Linked DNA regions of Homo sapiens: region 2 is linked to region 1. A link is a loop called in an ENCODE intact Hi-C map of the cell type or tissue named here. Cell type or tissue: CD14-positive monocyte. All regions are shown on one strand. Links, peaks and the distances in the headings refer to the core of each region. The heading gives the core; the rest is flanking DNA.

What was found. Hi-C counts contacts between places; a loop is a spot of excess contacts. Peaks named below come from ENCODE experiments on the same cell type or tissue, not always from the same donor. Only the 100,000 strongest peaks of a DNase experiment are listed, where the experiment ranks them.
Region 2: a loop joins it to region 1, with 1.8 times the contacts of the local background. A loop is called at or near these places in 2 of 110 quality-filtered maps.

The regions. Positions count from the first base shown.
Region 1 is chr1:234,690,036-234,694,434 of GRCh38, forward strand. No RefSeq gene overlaps it. Among named protein-coding and RNA genes, the nearest start is that of LINC01132, 32 kb to the right of the region's middle. In CD14-positive monocyte, for the core only: CTCF peaks have their summits at 1,686 and 1,885; no DNase peak of the experiment used is centred there.
Region 2 is chr1:234,745,563-234,749,961 of GRCh38, forward strand. LOC105373210 (a long non-coding RNA gene) reads right to left here and starts at 3,192. Exons shown (of 3, transcript XR_949292.3): 1 at 2,531-3,192; 2 at 1,302-1,988; 3 at 1-829. In CD14-positive monocyte, for the core only: no CTCF peak of the experiment used is centred there; a DNase peak (open chromatin) is centred at 2,659.

The sequences.
Region 1 (4,399 bases), core at 87-4,086:
AATAATGCCATTTGTATGAATTTCTCAAAAATTCCAACATAAAGTAAATCAGAGGTCGCCTGGGGATATAGTATGGAGGAGGAGCAGGAGGTTAAAAAAGGCACAAGGACATTTTAGATTACAATAGATATGTTTGCTACATTGATTATGCTTTTGTGACTGTACAGTATCACCAAACTTTACAAAGTGTGCCATTTAAACATATGCAGTTTATTGAATATAAGCTGTTTAAGGATCCTAAAGAGAGAGAGAAAAGAGAATAATGATGGCAATTAATTCAACCTCATCAAATATATAAAAATTTATGGGCTGGGCGCAGTGGCTCATGCCTGTAATCCCAGCACTTTGGGAGGCTGAGGTGGGCAGGTCACGAGGTCAAGAGATCGAGACCATCCTGGCCAATATGGTGAAACCCTGTCTCTACTAAAACTACAAAAATCAGCTGGGCGTGGTGGTGTGCACCTGTAGTCCCAGCTACTTGGGAGGCTGAGGCAGGAGAATTGCTTGAACCCAGGATGCGGAAGTTGCAGTGAGCAGAGATCACACCACTGCACTCTAGCCTGGTGACAGAGCAAGACTCTGTCTCAAAAAAAAAAAAAAGTATATAATGATGAGAAAAACATATTGGTCTCCACTAGAAATCATTACTGGTAACTTTTATCACTATTCTGAAAATTGATATGGAAGAAGGAATGTCAAGTCTTGATAGTGATTTTGTTTGTTTTGTAAGTTACATTTTGAAGAATCCCAGCTAATGTGTATAGAAGGAACCACAGAATTAGAAAATCATTTTGCAAACCTTGATAAATCCGGGCAGTGATTATCCAAAGATACTGAAACCACTAGGTAAAAAGTAGATGGTGACTTCTTTTGTAATGATGGAATAAGGTCAGACACCACCTGGACCCCTTGACCAATCTCAGAATTACTAAAGAGACAACCACACATGATGTGCCTCCCTCCTAAATGTGGTGCAGTAGGAAGTAGACAGAATGACCTATGAAGTATTCTTTCAAAAAAATGGAACCTAAATCTGTATTTCATCATTTGATTTAGGGACATAGAGGAATCAGTTAAGCAACTAAATCTTAGGACACTCGTCTTAACTCACAAGACACTGATGCTGCTATATTAATTTATATTGCTTAGACCTGCTCGGATGTTTTTAAATAAATGGAATATTCATGTATTTTCTTTTGGGGAAAGCTTCTTTGTGCCTTTTCTGGAAACTGGGTATGTATAAAAGTCTCAGGCTTCAGAATGTTACTCAGTGAGTATTAAACCAGGGAACAGAGAGTGGGTGTTCGTGAGAGTATTTGACCTTGGATGCAACAGAGGTTTGTGAATTAATTTTACTTCACTCCAGAGAACTCCATTTGAACGCTGGACTATCCAGAAGAGCCGTACCCTTAAATTATGTTTCGCATTTGTATATACCCTTAAAATATGTATATGTCTATGTATTCTTAACTTACATAAATGTTAGATATTTATTTAGTATATATATTTTTATTGACAACAAGTAAAACAATTTACTGAAGGCCTACTCTGTATCAAGCACTTTTGTAGCTACTAGAGACATGATCATCTTGTGCACGTGTTTTGAATTTATATAAATGACACTCTACTATATATCTCAATCCATGTCTTACTGTCATCAGCCAACAGTATCTTATTCAGATTTCTCCATGCTGAGTGTACATCTGTTTTATTATTCTGACTACTGCATACTATTCATCAAACGCTCATATCAACCCTCCTTGTGGTAGAAACTTATATTGCCTCCAACTCATCACTACCACCAATAATACTGCAATAAACATATCCTTGGGCCTAGTCTGTTATAATCAGAGTTTGTCCAAGTTATATGCCCAGGTATGGGATTGCTAAATACCGCCAGATTGCTCTCTGGAGTGTCTACACTCATTTAGACTTCTAGAAACGTTTCATGGAAGGCTAGTTCCACAATCCTCAACAACAATTCACATTATTCAATTTAGTATTTTTCCTCCAATCTGACAGACACAAGATGCTGTCTCACTGTTGTCTTAATTGCTATTTCTTTGGTGATAAGTATTACCTTATATTTGGATTGCATCTTCATAGCCACTGCCCACTTTTCTGTTCCATCGCCTATATTTTTTTCTTTTTTTTTTTTTTTCTTTTTTGAGACAGAGTCTCACTCTGTCACCCAGGCTGAAGTGCAGTGGCATGATCTCAGCTCACTGCAGCCTCCATCTCTCAAGTTCAAGCGATTCTCCTGCCTCAGCCTCCCACGTAGCTGGGCTTACAGGCACCCACCACGCCCGGCTAATTTTTGTATTTTTAGTAGAGACGGGGTCTCACCATGTTGGCCAGGCTGGTCTCAAACTCCTGACCTCAAATGATCCACCTACCTCAGTCTCCCCAAGTGCTGGGATTACAGACGTGAGCCGCCATGCCCGGCTTATTTTTTTCTTTTAAATATATCAGATCTCCCCCAAGTTAATACGATCAATGCAATTCCAGTTCGAAGCCTAGCAAGAGTCTGCTTTGTGTGTTGGAGATGTTCCATGCATCGCAATTCCCCACCTCAGAGGGGAAGCTCCTGGAGCTCAGGGCTGCTATTGCTCTTGAAGCTCCCACAGCACTCTCCCCAGAGCCTCACTTAGAGCAGGCCTCAGTGAATGCTTATTGATGGGATCTGTGTGAGTCAAGAGGCAGCAGGAAGAGGATGCTGCTGGTAAGCTGGTCCCTTTGAAAATGCAGAATCCAGGCACGGTGGCAGAGCTGGATGGCCAAGAGTAGGGACCTGTAACACCTGAGGCATTGTTGATGGGAACACTTTAGAAAATGTTCTTTCCTGAGGGACCAGGACAAATGCCCTTTGAAATCCTATTTCTAAAAATAAAAATGAAAGGAACAGAAACAACAACAAAAAAAACTATACATTTTTTAGCTAGAAATATTCCACCTAAGAGCTTCTTTTTTCCATAGCACTGAGAGCTCATGCCAAGTGCCGTCCTGAAGCTTCCATGAACTGTAGCCAGTGACTGCCTTAGACAATCTTACATTGAGTCCTGTTCTAGATGCCAAGAATGATAATATCATTCCCTGGAAACAGCAGGCCGCTTGGAGAGTATTGGGAAGAGGCTGTCCTTGCTCAGCACCTGTCACCCAGATTGCGTGCTAACTTCTCTGGAGCTCCATCTTTATTCTACATGTTGATTAGATGCACTCAGCATAATAAATTGCAGAAGGCTTCAAAGTTTCTGTAGCTAAGTACTGCTCAGAGACAGTGACTCTGTCAGTGCTGAATGAAGACACTGGATCTTGCTTAGCTACCATGCCATGCTGAATGTCTTGGACCTGGTTCCTTTTAGCAGAAGGCTGATTAAACCCACATAGTGCTGAGATCATAGGAATGACTGTAAATGGCAATTATCTGCTTGAGGGTATGTCTTGTTTTCTCAGATAGACTGCAAGCTGCCTGAGGACATAAACCACAGATTATTCCTCCGTTTTTCTAGAAGAGAGCTATGCTCATAATTCAGCACTTAATAATTATTTGTTACAATTACTAATGAGTGCATTAATTAGAATGAATAATCAACGCTTGATGTTCAATGATCCCAGAATACATCAGTATGCCTGCTAGCCCAAGAGCCTGTATATAATACCAGAGTTTAGGTAAATAATGTATATAATACCTACCTAAACTCTGGTTTAGGTATTACAAACTCATTGAACATCAAACCTTGATTATTCATTCTAATTAATTCACTCACTAACAACTGTATATTAGTAATTATATATATTATACTGATGTATTTTGGGATGATTGAACCAATAAGGAGCAATAAGATTTTGTTGATATAAAGAGAAAAGCAAGTGGAGGAAGAGAAAAGGAGTTAAAACTGCAAAGGTATGAATGACCCCAAATTAGTATGGACTGGTTGGGTGCACATCCTGCTGGGTTACTCAGTACTCTTGGTTGTCCTCAGTATTGAAGGATTTGGTCAACGTTTCTGCCAAGCCCAATTTCTCTTTCTAGCTTAACTTGCTCTAGGTACAGCCCTGGATAATCAGGCCCTGAAGCCTAGGGTTTATTAGTCTGGGGATGGGTAAGAGATCCAACCAGCTGGCCAGGCGCGGTGGCTCACGCCTGTAATCCCAGCAGTTTGGGAGGCCGAGGCAGGCAGATCATGAGGTCAAGAGATCGAGACCATCCTGGCCACATGGTGAAACCCCATTTCTACTAAAAATACAAAAGTTAGCTGGGCATGGTGGCGTGCGCCTGTAGTCCCAGCTACTTGGGAGGCTGAGACAGGAGAATCACTTGAACCTGGGAGGCAGAGGTTGCAGTGAGCCGAGATCGTGCCACTGCACTCCAACCTGGTGACAGAGTGAGACTCTGTCT
Region 2 (4,399 bases), core at 294-4,293, 56 kb after region 1:
CTCTTATTAGCACGTTGCTTCCCCTCATTTATAGAATGGGCCTCATACCTACCTCATGGGGTATCAGACAGCATCCTTTCTTTTCACCTGATGCATTAATTTGGACATGAACTGAGAGAAAAGAAATATAAAACATAGTCCCTGCTTTTCAGTAGCTTAGAATCCAGTGAAACTTACCAATATAAAAGAAAAGGATACAGGCAAATTCTTGACAGCATCTCCTCTGTACTCACACATCCTCTCCCACTATCTATTATATTTTCATGTAAAAACGTGTGTGGGTGAGGGAAGGATTCTGGGAGGCTTCGTCCTGGAGCTCCAGCGGCTTATCAATCACCATTAATCTTGGAGGCTCACAGCCCCCATGCCCATTTGCTGAAGAGGAGTGAGTCATCCTGACTCGAACAGCAATGCTGACAGTTAATTGAATTCCAGAGCCAACGTTTCTTCCTACCTACAGCAATTCTTCACAGCTCAGAGCTCAAGATTGCTCTGAGCAAGACCGCTGTGTTTACGAGGCAGAGAGAAAGAGAGAGAGAGGGTGCCTTTTTCAAGTGATGGAAAGGCCATGTTGACGTGTAAGATTTCGTTTTTCTTTGACTTTCAGGCTTAAAACTTATGCAAACTTGGTCCAGAACAAAATGGACCAAACAATTATGGTTGAAGATTGCTATTAGTGTCTTTCCATGGGGGCAAGGGGCACTGACAGAGAAGCCTCTTTCCACTCCAAATGTAGCAGGTGTAATCTGCAAGCTGCCGGGCCCTCTTTTAATAATCCTTTATCTTCCCAGGGATGACCAAGGGCAGTCATTATTTGCTGACTGGTCCGCTGTTGAAAAGGGAGGAAAAATTAACGCATGTGTAGAAAATTTTAATGAGGAAAGATTTATTTCTAGAGTCCTTTCACAACATGTGTATATTTCAAGAGGAGAGTGACTACGCAAAGTGACAAAGACAACAATTTATATTTGGAACAGCTAGTATTGGGTGATGGGCTGATTGGTTTGATGGAAGCCAGGTTGTCACGGACTGAAAAGGAAGCAGGTGGTAGATAAATGGAGGGAGCAGTGGATGATTCATTCAAGTCATTTAACACACTGTCTTGGGAATCATGTGCGCACAAAAGCAAACAAACTTTTTGGGAGATTCCAAATTAGGCAGTTGGGTCTTGGAAAGAGGCCCCCCATGTGGGAAGCTCGAGCCCCCTCCAGAAGGCTCTTCAGAAGCTGTGTTAGAACAGTGTGTTTCTCATGGTCGGTCCCTGACTCATTATCCCTGGTTCCTGGTTATACAGGATTTACCTGAAGCAAAATGACCACAAAGGCGAACTCCTCCAGGCCATCTCCTCTTGAAGTCCTCTTTGTTCACAGCAAGGCCCCAGGTCACAGTGCACAGCCTGCCTGGGCCTGTCTGTCCAGGATCCAGCCCAGGCTGAGAAGCCCTGCAGCAGGCAGAAAAAGGAAGCCTGAGGTTTGAGGAGAGCGCGGGGAGGGTGGAATGGAGCCAGAGGCCGTGGTGCCTTGGAGGCCCAGAGCCATGAGTCCCGCACCCTCATGGAAGCAACGGAGGGATCCCTCCCGGTTCTCAGTGCAGACAACTTCCTTTCCGACTGTGGCCCTGAGGATCAGAGAAGAACACCTGTCTACAATGGCAGAAAGCTTAGGGATTTACCTCTTCAACTACCTCTTGTTACAGAAGAAAAATCTGACTCACATGTGATCACAGCAAAACAATCTGAATGAGACCCCTCTTCTGATTTATTCTAAGCCCCCTCTCAGACTGCCCCTAGGCCAACAGGGAGTTGGGGATGGGGAGTGAAAGAGTTTTAGACAAACTGATTGGTTCGGCAACACAGTCTTCCGGCAGAATTCTTACTCCTTAGTCTTCAATAACAGGTTGTAGAAATTCATTCAAGTATGTAGGTTTGAGTCCTGGCTAATAGCTACCCTTGGAAAAGTTCTTAACTCCTTGAGTCTTGGCTTCTTCCCCTGAAAAATCAAGAATAATCATTGTAGTGGTAGTAGTAGTAATAATAATAATAATAATATCTGACTTATTGAACTTTCAGGATTACTGTGAAGATCTAATGACAAAATGAATATAAAATTACTGAAAAAGTATGAAGCCCTCAAAGTATCATGCAGTGTTGACAATAAGTTCATTGCATTTCAATCCCTTAAAACAAACAATTCAATTCTATTTCTATATTTCTATATACTTATAATGATTTTCACACACACTCACACACACACATACACACTTTAGCTCTCTCTGATCTTTATACACCGAGTCTCATGCTTTTACATGCATTTACCATCTGCTGTGCATAAAGCCTCACTCTGCCCAGAGCAGAGTTAACAGAAATTAGGGCTGAATCCTGACTCAGCCTCAGTTATTCACCTGTAACATGCATATAATAATTCATAAACAGTGGAGGTTTTTCCTTGCAGTGGACAGATGCTAAATCATTATAATGGTATCCCCATCCTCACATAAGTTTGATGGGCATGTAATGTGTGTTTGAACTTACCTATGGATTTCCTAGCCTGGCACTCAAGGCCCTCTGTAGTGTGAGCCTCTCTTCCTAGCCTCTAGTGACTCCCGCCGCCTCCCATCTCCACTCACTTCAACCTTAGCGGCCCCGTGCTTCCCACACCAGCGCAATGCTTCTCCTTTCTTCACCCAGCTTCCTCCGCTGGAAGAGGAGGATGTTCCCCTTTCTTTCCCTGCATTTCCAGCTCTTTGCCTCTGTTGGACCCTGTACTGTCAGCCCACAATGACTTCCTTGTGTCCAAATTCTGCCCAGTCTCCTAGGTCTGGGCATTTGCTCCTCCCCTTTGAGATTTTTCCCAGAGCCTCTTAGCAAAGTCACTTTGCTCTCAGTTTTTGTGGCTCCTCGCCTGAATTTCCTCTGCACCACATTTCACTTTCTGCCCCATGATTCAGGTATGCATGGACATGCTTTCTCTCTTCTCTAAAATAAAAACTTGCTGAATGAATGGATAAATGTGTTGTCTTGGAATAATGGATTGATGTTTGTAGCTGCTTCCATAATTAAATTAAAAGCTTTTTAAAGGCAGGGACCACATCTTATCCGAAACTATAATTCAATTAACCAACACGTTGGAGGGCCTAGTCTGAAGTGGCACTGGATAAGGTGCTTCAGGGGTGGATGACAGAGCCTGTGAGACACATCCTTGCCCTTCAAGCGTTCACAAGCTGGTTGGAAAGGCAAGCCCCTCTCCTCTAAAAAAATGCATGGAGAAAACAACCATAAATATCTGTTAATGGGGGAGAGATTAAAAAAGAAAAGATTATTGTATTCATGCAATTTACTACTACTCAGCAATAAAAAGAAACAAACTATTGATAGACTTACTCAGCATTGATGAACCCAATCATTATGTTGAGCAAAAAAAGCCAGACATAAGACTGTATACCAATTGATTCTGTTCATATGGCAAGTCCAGAAGAGGGAAAACAAAACTTTGATGACAGAACTCAGATCACTGGTGGCCTGGGTTGTCTGGGTTGGTGGTGGGAACAGGGAGGGGGGTGATGAAAGCAAACAGGCATGCAGGAACTTTCTGAAGTGATGGAGATGCTTCATCCTGATTCGGATGGTGCTTACACACATGCGTTTGTCATCAAACTGCACACTTCAATTCTGTGCATCTTATTGTATGTAAATTTTATTCCAATTGAGTTGATTAAAAATGAGTAGAGAGGCCAGGCTCAGTGGCTCATGCCTGTAATCTCAGCACTTTGGGAGGTGGAGGTGGACAGATCACCGGAGGTCAGGAGTTCGAGACCAGCCTGGCCAACATGGTGAAACCCTGTCTCCACTAAAAATACAAAAATTAGCTGGGCATGGTAGCACATGTCTATAATCCCAGCTACTTGGGAGGCTGAGGCAGGAGAATCGCTTGAACCCCGGAGGCAGAGGTGGCAGTGAGCCAAGATCATGACACTGCACTCTACCCTGGGTGACAGAGTGACTTCATCTAAAAATAAAAGGAGTAGAGAATTAAGTCGTACATTAAAATGTAAATAACAGTTCAAAACAACCATGATGGAAGAGATATTGCAATTCACGGTTAAAGCAAATTGAGTTATACAGAAAATGGTGTTGAGAGTCACAAGGAGAGACTCATTCCTTTGGACCCTGGAGGTCTTTAAAGGAGGAAAGTGAAGACCTTAAGGATCACAGAGGGAAGGAAGAGTGTCTGCCAGGTGGGTCATCTTATGTTCCCCCTTTTCTTTTCCTTTTTTTTCCCCCTTTTTCTTTTAGAGACAGGGTCTTGCTTTGTCACCCAGGCTGGAGTGCAATGGCTGGATCATAGCTCACTGCAGCCTCAACCTCCTGGGGTCAAGCCATCCTCCCATCTCAGGTTCCACA